2 separate regions of the Homo sapiens genome follow, and region 1 is linked to region 2. Evidence: chromatin contacts called from ENCODE Hi-C data. All regions are on one chromosome and are shown on one strand. Each heading gives the region's core, a stretch centred on a gene start or an enhancer-like site at or near the end of the contact. The rest is flanking DNA. Distances are from core to core; before and after follow the strand shown.

What was found. A loop is a pair of places that touch in the nucleus more often than their neighbours do. Pooled maps may share reads with other maps.
Region 1: a loop to region 2 is called in a pooled map, with 2.8 times the contacts of the local background. The contact joins the enhancer-like site here to the promoter of CSF2RA in region 2. A Hi-C loop is called at or near these places in 2 of 168 maps with a recorded cell type or tissue (CD14-positive monocyte and GM11168), 3 of 37 single-sample maps with no recorded cell type and 4 of 50 pooled maps.

What each region holds. Positions count from the first base shown.
Region 1 is chrX:1,314,560-1,318,381 of GRCh38, forward strand. It overlaps a transcript of CSF2RA not described here. Among named protein-coding and RNA genes, the nearest start is that of IL3RA, 20 kb to the right of the region's middle. Within about 2 kb of position 2,137, at least 3 of the 41 ENCODE cell types and tissues checked have a DNase peak (open chromatin) inside an H3K27ac peak, as active enhancers do; they include CD14-positive monocyte, where a contact is called at or near this core.
Region 2 is chrX:1,266,462-1,270,852 of GRCh38, forward strand. It overlaps CSF2RA (colony stimulating factor 2 receptor subunit alpha), which reads left to right and starts at 2,353. Exons shown (of 13, transcript NM_172245.4): 1 at 2,353-2,418.

The sequences.
Region 1 (3,822 bases), core at 887-3,386, 48 kb after region 2:
CCAATCCCACTGCACCTGCCCAACCCCACTGCACCTGCCCAACCCCACTGCACCTGCCCAACCACACTGAACCTGCTCAACCCCACTTCACCTGCCCAACTGCACTGCACTTGCCCAACCCCTCTGTGCCTGCCCAACCCCACTGTGCCTGCCCAATCGCACTGCACCTGCCCAATCCCACTGCACCTGCCCAATCCCACTGCACCTGCCCAATCCCACTGCACCTGCCCAATCCCACTGCACCTGCCCAACCCCACTGTGCCTGCCCAACCGCACTGCACCTGCCCAATCCCACTGCACCTGCCCAACCGCACTGCACCTGCCCAACCACACTGAACCTGCTCAACCCCACTTCACCTGCCCAACCGCACTGCACTTGCCCAACCCCTCTGTGCCTGCCCAACCCCACTGTGCCTGCCCAATCGCACTGCACCTGCCCAACCCCACTGCACCTGCCCAACCACACTGCACCAAAGGAAGAGCAATGCAGACATTCAATCCTTTGCATGCCTAAACTGGAGAAGACTGTTTATAAGATGCATGCAGGTGGGAGTCACACTGTGGGGGGGAGGGTCATCGGTCACCTGCGTGAGATCAGGGTTGTGCAGGTGGAGAAAAGAGAGGGAGGGGAGACAGATTCTATGATGAGGACAGGTGTGGTGAAAATGGGTCTCAAAAGAAATTTAAAAAATAGATGATATATATAGAAGACAGATAGATGATTGATAGATGACAGATGAAAAATATATATGATAGATGAATAGATGTATAGGTAACAGATAATAGCTAGATACATGATTGACTGATAGATATTTGATAGATAGATGATAGATGAATTTTATTTTATTTTATTTTGTTTTAAGAGACAGAGTCTCATTCTGTCACCCAGGCTGGAGTGCAGTGGCGCGATCTCAGCTCACTACAACCTCCGCCTCCCAGGTTCAAGTGATTCTCCTGCCTCAGCCTCTTGAGTAGCTGAGATTACACGTGTGCACCACCACCCCCAGCCAATTTTTTATATTTTTTGTAGAGACAGGATTTCACCATGTTGGCCAGGCTGGTCTCGAACTCCTGACCTCAAGTGATCTGCCCGCCTCAGCCTCCCAAAATGCTGGGATTACAGGCGTGAGCCACCTTGCCCAGCCATAATGGATGAATTTTAGATAGATGATAGACATAGATAGATAGATAGAAAATAGATAAAATAGATAATAGATAGATAGATAGATAGATAGATAGATAGATAGATAGATAGATAGATTAGATAGATGAATGGATAAATAGATGGATAGATAGATGGATGAATGGATAGATGACAGATAGATAGACTCTAGATGGATAATAGATGATGGATAGATTGATGATAGATGGATGATAGATAATAAATGATAGATGATAGATAAATAGATGATTGATAGAAAATAGATGATAGATGGATAGACAGATAGATAGATATATAGATAGATACATAGATAGACCAATAGACAGATAGATAGATCAATAGATAGATAGATAGATAGAATAGATAAATGGATAGATAGACACATAGATACATAGATACATAGACAGATACATAGATAGATGATAGATTAGATAGATGATAGAAGAGCTAGACAGATGGATAGATAGACACATAGACAGATACATAGATACATAGGTAGATAGATAGATGATAGATGACAGATGATAGATTAGATAGATGATAGATAGATAGATAGATAGATAGATAGATAGATAGATAGATAGACAGACAGACAGACAGAGAGGTAGTTGGGATCTATCTGCTATTTCTCAGGCTCCCTCCTGGAAGTTGGAACTGATCTCACTTGTTCCAAGACCCTCACCTTAAATCACATTGTTAGACGGTGAACCATCCAAAGCCCCCAGGCCAGCAAAGATACTACCAGGGGCCATTCCAGGACCTGAGGTATCACCACCCTCCAGCCAAGACCCAAGGCAAGACTTCCCTTTGGGTAAGGCTAGGTCTTCAGTGCACAGCGTCTAACAAGCGACAGGAGAAAGGTATGTCCTGGAGATGGGCTTGGCCCGGGAAGAGCCATGGAGACTCACGTTCAGCCCCTGCCCATCCACGCGGGAGGGAACACCGGCGTCATGGGGCTCCCCAACGCCTGGGTTCTCCTGAATGAGATCAACAGCACCACCACCTCCTACATCCGTGCCTGCGTCTCTCATCCTGTTGAGTCATGCCGTGGGGAGCAAGTTCCCTAATTCTGTCTTCCTGTGTGGACACAAAACCAGCAGCCGACGCCCCAGACACAGAGGCGTTGAGGGCGTGGGGCCAACACGCTTGCCCCCCTAACGGTTTGCTGAATAATCACTAACAATGAACTAGATAGATTACTAAGAAACAAGACATGCATATTTTCTTTCTTTCTTTTTTTATTGAGACGGACTCTCACTCTGTCGCCCAGGCTGGAGTGCAGTGGCGCGATCTCGGCTCACTGCAAGCTCCGCTTCCCGGGTTCACGCCATTCTCCTGCCTCAGCCTCCCGAGTAGCTGGGACTACAGGTGCCCACCACCATGCCCGGCTAATTTTTTTTGCATTTTTAGTAGAGACGAGGTTTCACCATGTTAGCCAGGATGGTCTCGAACTCCTGACCTTATGATCTGCCTGCCTCGGCCTCCCAAAGTGCTGGGATGACAGGCGTGAGCCACCACGCTCAGCTTTTTTTTTTTTTTTTTTTTTTGAGACAGAGTCTTGTTCTTGTCGCCCAGGCTGGAGTGCAGTGGTACAATCTCAGGTCACCACAACCTCCGCCTCCCGGGTTCCAGCGATTCTCCCGCCTCAGCCTCCCGAGTAGCTGGGATGACAGGCATGCACCACCACGCCCGGCTAATTGTGTATTTTTAGTAGAGACGGGCTTTCTCCACATCAGTCAGGCTGGTCTCGAACTCCTGACCTCAGGTGATCTGCCCGCCTCGGCCTCCCAAAGTCCTGGGGTTGCAGGCGTGAGCCACCACGCCCAGCTTTTTTTATTTTTATTTTATTTTATTTTTTTTTTTTGAGACGGAGTCTTGCTCTTGTCACCCAGGCTGGAGTGCAATGGTATCATCTCAGGTCACCATTTCTGTAACGTGCAAATTTCTGTAACGTGCACGCACAGAAGCCTTCAGAATGAAGACCCACGCTCCCAGGGAGGTACAAGCTTTTGGAGTGGAAGAAGAGGAAGAAGAGAAATTCTAATGGGGCTTGGATCTTCTCTCCTGGAGTGGGAAAAGAGGAATTCTATTGAGGGAAAGTAAGAGATTGCTAGGAAGATCCTTTGCCCAGGCTGGAGTGCAGTGGCGACTCTTGGCTCACGGCAGCCTCAACATCCCAGGCTTAAACAATCCTCCCACCTCGGCCTCCTTAGTAGCTTGGATGACAGGCATGCACAACCATGACTGGCTAATTTTTTTCTTTTCTTTTTTTTTCTTTTTTTTGTGAGACAGAGTCTCACTGTGTCACCCAGGCTGGAGTGCAGTGGAGCGATCTCGGCTCACTGCAACCTCCACTTCCCGGGTTCAAGCGATTCTCCTGTCTCAGCCTCCCGAGTAGCTGGGACTACAGGCACCCGCCACCACGCCCGGCTAATTTTTTTTTTTTAACTTTTTTTTTTGAGACAGAGTTTCATTCTAGTTGCCCAGGTTGGAGTGCAATGGCGTGATCTTGGCTCACTGCTACCTCTGCTTCCCGGGTTCAAGTGATTCTCCTGCCTCAGCCTCCCAAGTAGCTGGGATTACAGGCATACGCCACCACACCCAGCTAATTTTGTATTTTTAATAGAGACGGGGTTTCACCATGTTGGCCAGGCTGGTCT
Region 2 (4,391 bases), core at 1,103-3,602:
TTGGTTGTTTTTTTTGAGACGGAGTTTTGCTCTTGTTGCCCAGGCTGGAGGGCAATGGCACCATCTCAGCTCACTGCAACCTCCATCTCCTGGGTTCAAGGGATTCTCCTGCCTCAGCCTCCTGAGTAGCTGGGATTACAGGCACTCGCCACCACGCCTGGCTAATTTTTGTATTTTTTTTTTTTTAGTGAGCCACTGCCCCTGGCCTGCGTGATGTTTCTTATGATTTTGTAGACAGCACAAAAGGCATCTGTATTTGTGTGTGTGCAAGTGTCTGTGCAGGTGTGTGTACACCAATATGCTTGTGCAGAGGCGTGTGCAGATGTGTGTGTAGTTGTGTGTATGGATAGGTGCACTGTGTGCAGGTGTGTGGGGATGTGTGTGTGCAGGTCTGTGTGTGCAGACATGCACGTGTATGCAGGTGTGTGTGTGTGTACAGATGTGTGTGCAGGTGTGTGTGCAGATGTGTGTGTAGTTGTGTGTATGCACATGTGCATTGTGTGCAGGTGTGTGGGGATGTGTGTGTGCAGGTCTGTGTGTGCAGACATGCATGTGTATGGAGGTGTGTGTACAGACGTGCGTGTAGGTGTGTGTGCATGTGTGTGTGTGCAGATGTGTGTATGCACATGTGCACTGTGTGCAGGTGTGTGAGGATGTGTGTGTGCAGGTCTGTGTGTGCAGACATGCGTGTGTGTGCAGGTCTGTGTGTGCAGACATGCATGTGTATGCAGGTGTGTGTGTGTACAGATGTGTGTGCAGGTGTGTGTTTGCAGATGTGTGTGCAGATGTGCATGTGTCCTTGTGTATATGCACATGTGCACTGTGTGCAGGTGTGTGTGTGTACAGATATGTGTGCAGGTGTGTGTGCAGATGTGCTTGTGTACAGATGTGTGTGTGTAGTTCTATGTACGCCCATGTGCACTGTGTGCAGGTGTGTGGGGATGTGTGTGTGCAGGTCTGTGTGTGCAGTTGTGTGTGCAGACATGCATGTGTGTGCAGGTGTGTGTGCAGGTGTGCGTGTGTAGACAAGTGTGTGTGTGCCATTGTGCTTGTTTGTGCAGACGTACGTGCAGGTGTGTGTGCAGATGTGTGTGTGTAGCTGTGTGTACACACATGTGCCCTGTGTGCAGGTGTGTGGGGATGTGTGCGCACGTCTGTGTGTGCAGACATGCATGTGCCTGCAGGAAAGTGGGGATGTGTGAGTGTGCAGGTCTGTGTGTGCAGATGTGTTTGCAGACGTATGTGTGTGCAGGTGTGTGTGCAGGACTGTGCCAGTGTGCTTGTTTGTGCAGATGTGTGTGCAGATGTGTGTGTAGCTGTGTGTACGCCCGTGTGCACTGTGTGCAGGTGTGTGGGGATGTGTGTGCAGTTGTGTGTGCAGACATGCATGTGTGTGCAGGTGTGTGCGCAGATGTGTGTGTAGTTGTGTGTATGCACATGTGCATTGTGTGCAGGTGTGTGGGGATGTGTGTGCAGGTCTGTGTGTGCAGATGTGTGTGCAAACATGCATGTGTGTGCAGGTGTGTGTGCAGATGTGCGTGTGTAGACAAGTGTGTGTGCCATTGTGCTTGTTTGTGCAGACGTACGTGCAGGTGTGTGTGCAGATGTGTGTGTGTAGCTGTGTGTACACACATGTGCCCTGTGTGCAGGTGTGTGGGGATGTGTGCGCACGTCTGTGTGTGCAGACATGCATGTGCCTGCAGGAAAGTGGGGATGTGTGAGTGTGCAGGTCTGTGTGTGCAGATGTGTGTGCAGACATGTATGTGTGTGCAGGTGTGTGTGCAGGACTGTGCCAGTGTGCTTGTTTGTGCAGATGTGTGTGCAGATATGTGTGTAGCTGTGTGTATGCCCATGTGCACTGTGTGCAGGTGTGTGGGGATGTGTGTGTGCAGGTCTGTGTGTGCAGTTGTGTGTGCAGACATGCATATGTGTGCAGGTGTGTGTGCAGATGTGTGTGTAGCTGTGTGTACGCCCGTGCGCACTGTGTGCAGGTGTGTGGAGATGTGTGTGTGTGCAGGTCTGTGTGTGCAGGTGTGTGTGCAAACATGCACACGCGTGCAAGCATGTGTGCAGGAGTGTGTGTGCACGTGTGTGCGGGCGTGTGGGAATGTGTGCGTGTGCAGGTCTGTGTGTGCAGATGTGTGTGCAGACATACATGTGTGTGCAGGTGTGTGTGTGTAGATGTGTGTGGGACTCACACTTGAGCTGTTCCACGGGCCAGTCTTTGGAGACGAGGTCAGGAGCCAATGAACTCACGGAGCAATTACAGGTTTCCCAATCCTATGAAATGAGGAAGCAGGGGAGGGAGGGGCAGGGAGTGTATGATGACACAGAGGAACTCTGAAGGGAGCTACTCAGAAGCGGGAGTCTCCGAGAGAAGAAAAGCAGGTGGAAGGAGAGGAAGCGGATGCCGTGGGGGTAAGCTAAGTTCTTTCCTTCTGTGGTCTTTGAGCATGTCGAGTCACCCGGGTACATGTTTCTGCTGTGTCTGTCGATAGAAAAGAAAGAGACTGAACTGGAACATAAGATTTCAAACGTTGGCTCGAGCCGAAGTGGGGACAGCGGCCCAGAAGACTGAGAGCCAAGGAACCTTGCATATGAGTTGTCTTCTGCCTTTGTTATATGCAGGTTTTTAAAGGCAAAATTAAAAAAATAAAATAAAATAAAAAGAGGGAGGTGTTGTTGGAGGACAGGGAGGGGGCTTCTGTGAAGCTGTTTGCTGGGAATTCTCGTTGGTTTACAGAAAAAAACAATTGATTAATGATTGGCTGTACATTGCTAAGCTACAGGGCGTTGGGGTGTAGTATCTAGCACGGAATTATCACGTGAATTCACAGCTATCTGTGGCATCCGGAAGCCGTTTCGAGAGATGAACGCGGCCGGGCGTGGTGGCTCACGCCTGTAATCCCAGCACTTTGGGAGACTGAGGCGGGTGGATCACCTGAGGTCGACAGTTCGAGACCATCCTGGCCAACATGGAGAAACCCCGTCTCTACTAAAAATACAAAATTAGCCGGGCATGGTGGTGGCAGGCACCTGTAATCCCACCTACTCAGGAGGCTGAGGCAGGAGAATCGTTTGAACCCGGGAGGCGGAGCTTGCAGTGAGCTGAGATTGCACCACTGCACTCCAGCCTGGGCAACAAGACGAGATTCTGTCTCAAAAAAAAGAAAAAGAAAAAAAAAGAGATGAAAAGAGATGAACGCAGAGCTGAAAGGGGGAGGGAGTGTGATGGTGTTACTAGTTACTAGAAAGGGGTCCTGATCCAGACTTCAAGAACGGGTTCTGGGATCTTGCCCAAGAAAGAACTGGAGGCAAGTTCACATTGCAAACTGAAAGCAAGCTTATTAAGATAGTAAAGGGGGGCCGGGCACGGTGGCTCATGCCTGTAATCCCAACACTTTTGGAGGCTGAGGCGGGCGGATCACCTGAGCTCAGGAGTTCGAGATCAGCTTGGCCAACATGGCAAAACCACACCTTTATTAAAAATAGAAAAAATTAGCTAGGTGTGGCAGTGTGTGCCTGTAATCCCAGCTACTTGGGAGGCTGAGGCAGGAGAATCGCTTGAACCCGGGAGGCGGAGGTTGCAGTGAGCCCAGATTGCACCGTTGCACTCCAGCCTGGGCAACAAGAGCAAAACTCTGTCCCCAAAAAAAGATAACTAAAAGAAAAAAGTCGTGGGGAGAGATGCTCCACTACAAGGGTGACTGATAAAGGATTCATCTTTGTCATGACTATCTTTTGCAGTAATCAATATTGTATATATACATATTATATATTTTTTATTATTATTATTTTGAGATCATCTGGCTGTGTCATCCAGGCTGGAGGGCAGTGGTGCAATCACAGCTGACTGCTGTCTTGAATTCCTGGGCTCAAGCAATCCTCCCATCTCGGCCTCCCGAGTAGCTGGGTCAAAGGCAAATGCCACCATTCCTGGCAAATATTTGTATTTTTGTAGGGACGAGGGTTTCACTGTGTTTCCCGGGCTGGTCTTGAACTCCTAGACTCAATCTATCTTCCTGCCCCAGCCTCCCAAAGTGGTGGGATGACAGGTGTGGGCCACCGCGCCTGGCCCAATATTATCATTTTTAAAGCAAAACGGATTCTCACACTATGAAAGCTTTTGTTCTGAAGATATCAACACATCAGGAGGTTTCTGTGTCTGTTCAGTCCTCGGTCTGTTTAGTAAACAGTATTGATCTGTTCACATATCTTGCGTCAGGAATGGCTGACCTCCAGGGAATGCTGCCCAGCCTGTCCCAGCCTCCCTGTTCCCAGCCCCTATTCTAGATGGAGTCCCTCTAAGCTGGGCGTGGTGTAATCCCAGGACTTTGGGAGGCTGAGGTGGGCGGATCACCTGAGGTCAGGAGTTCGAGACCAGCCTGGCC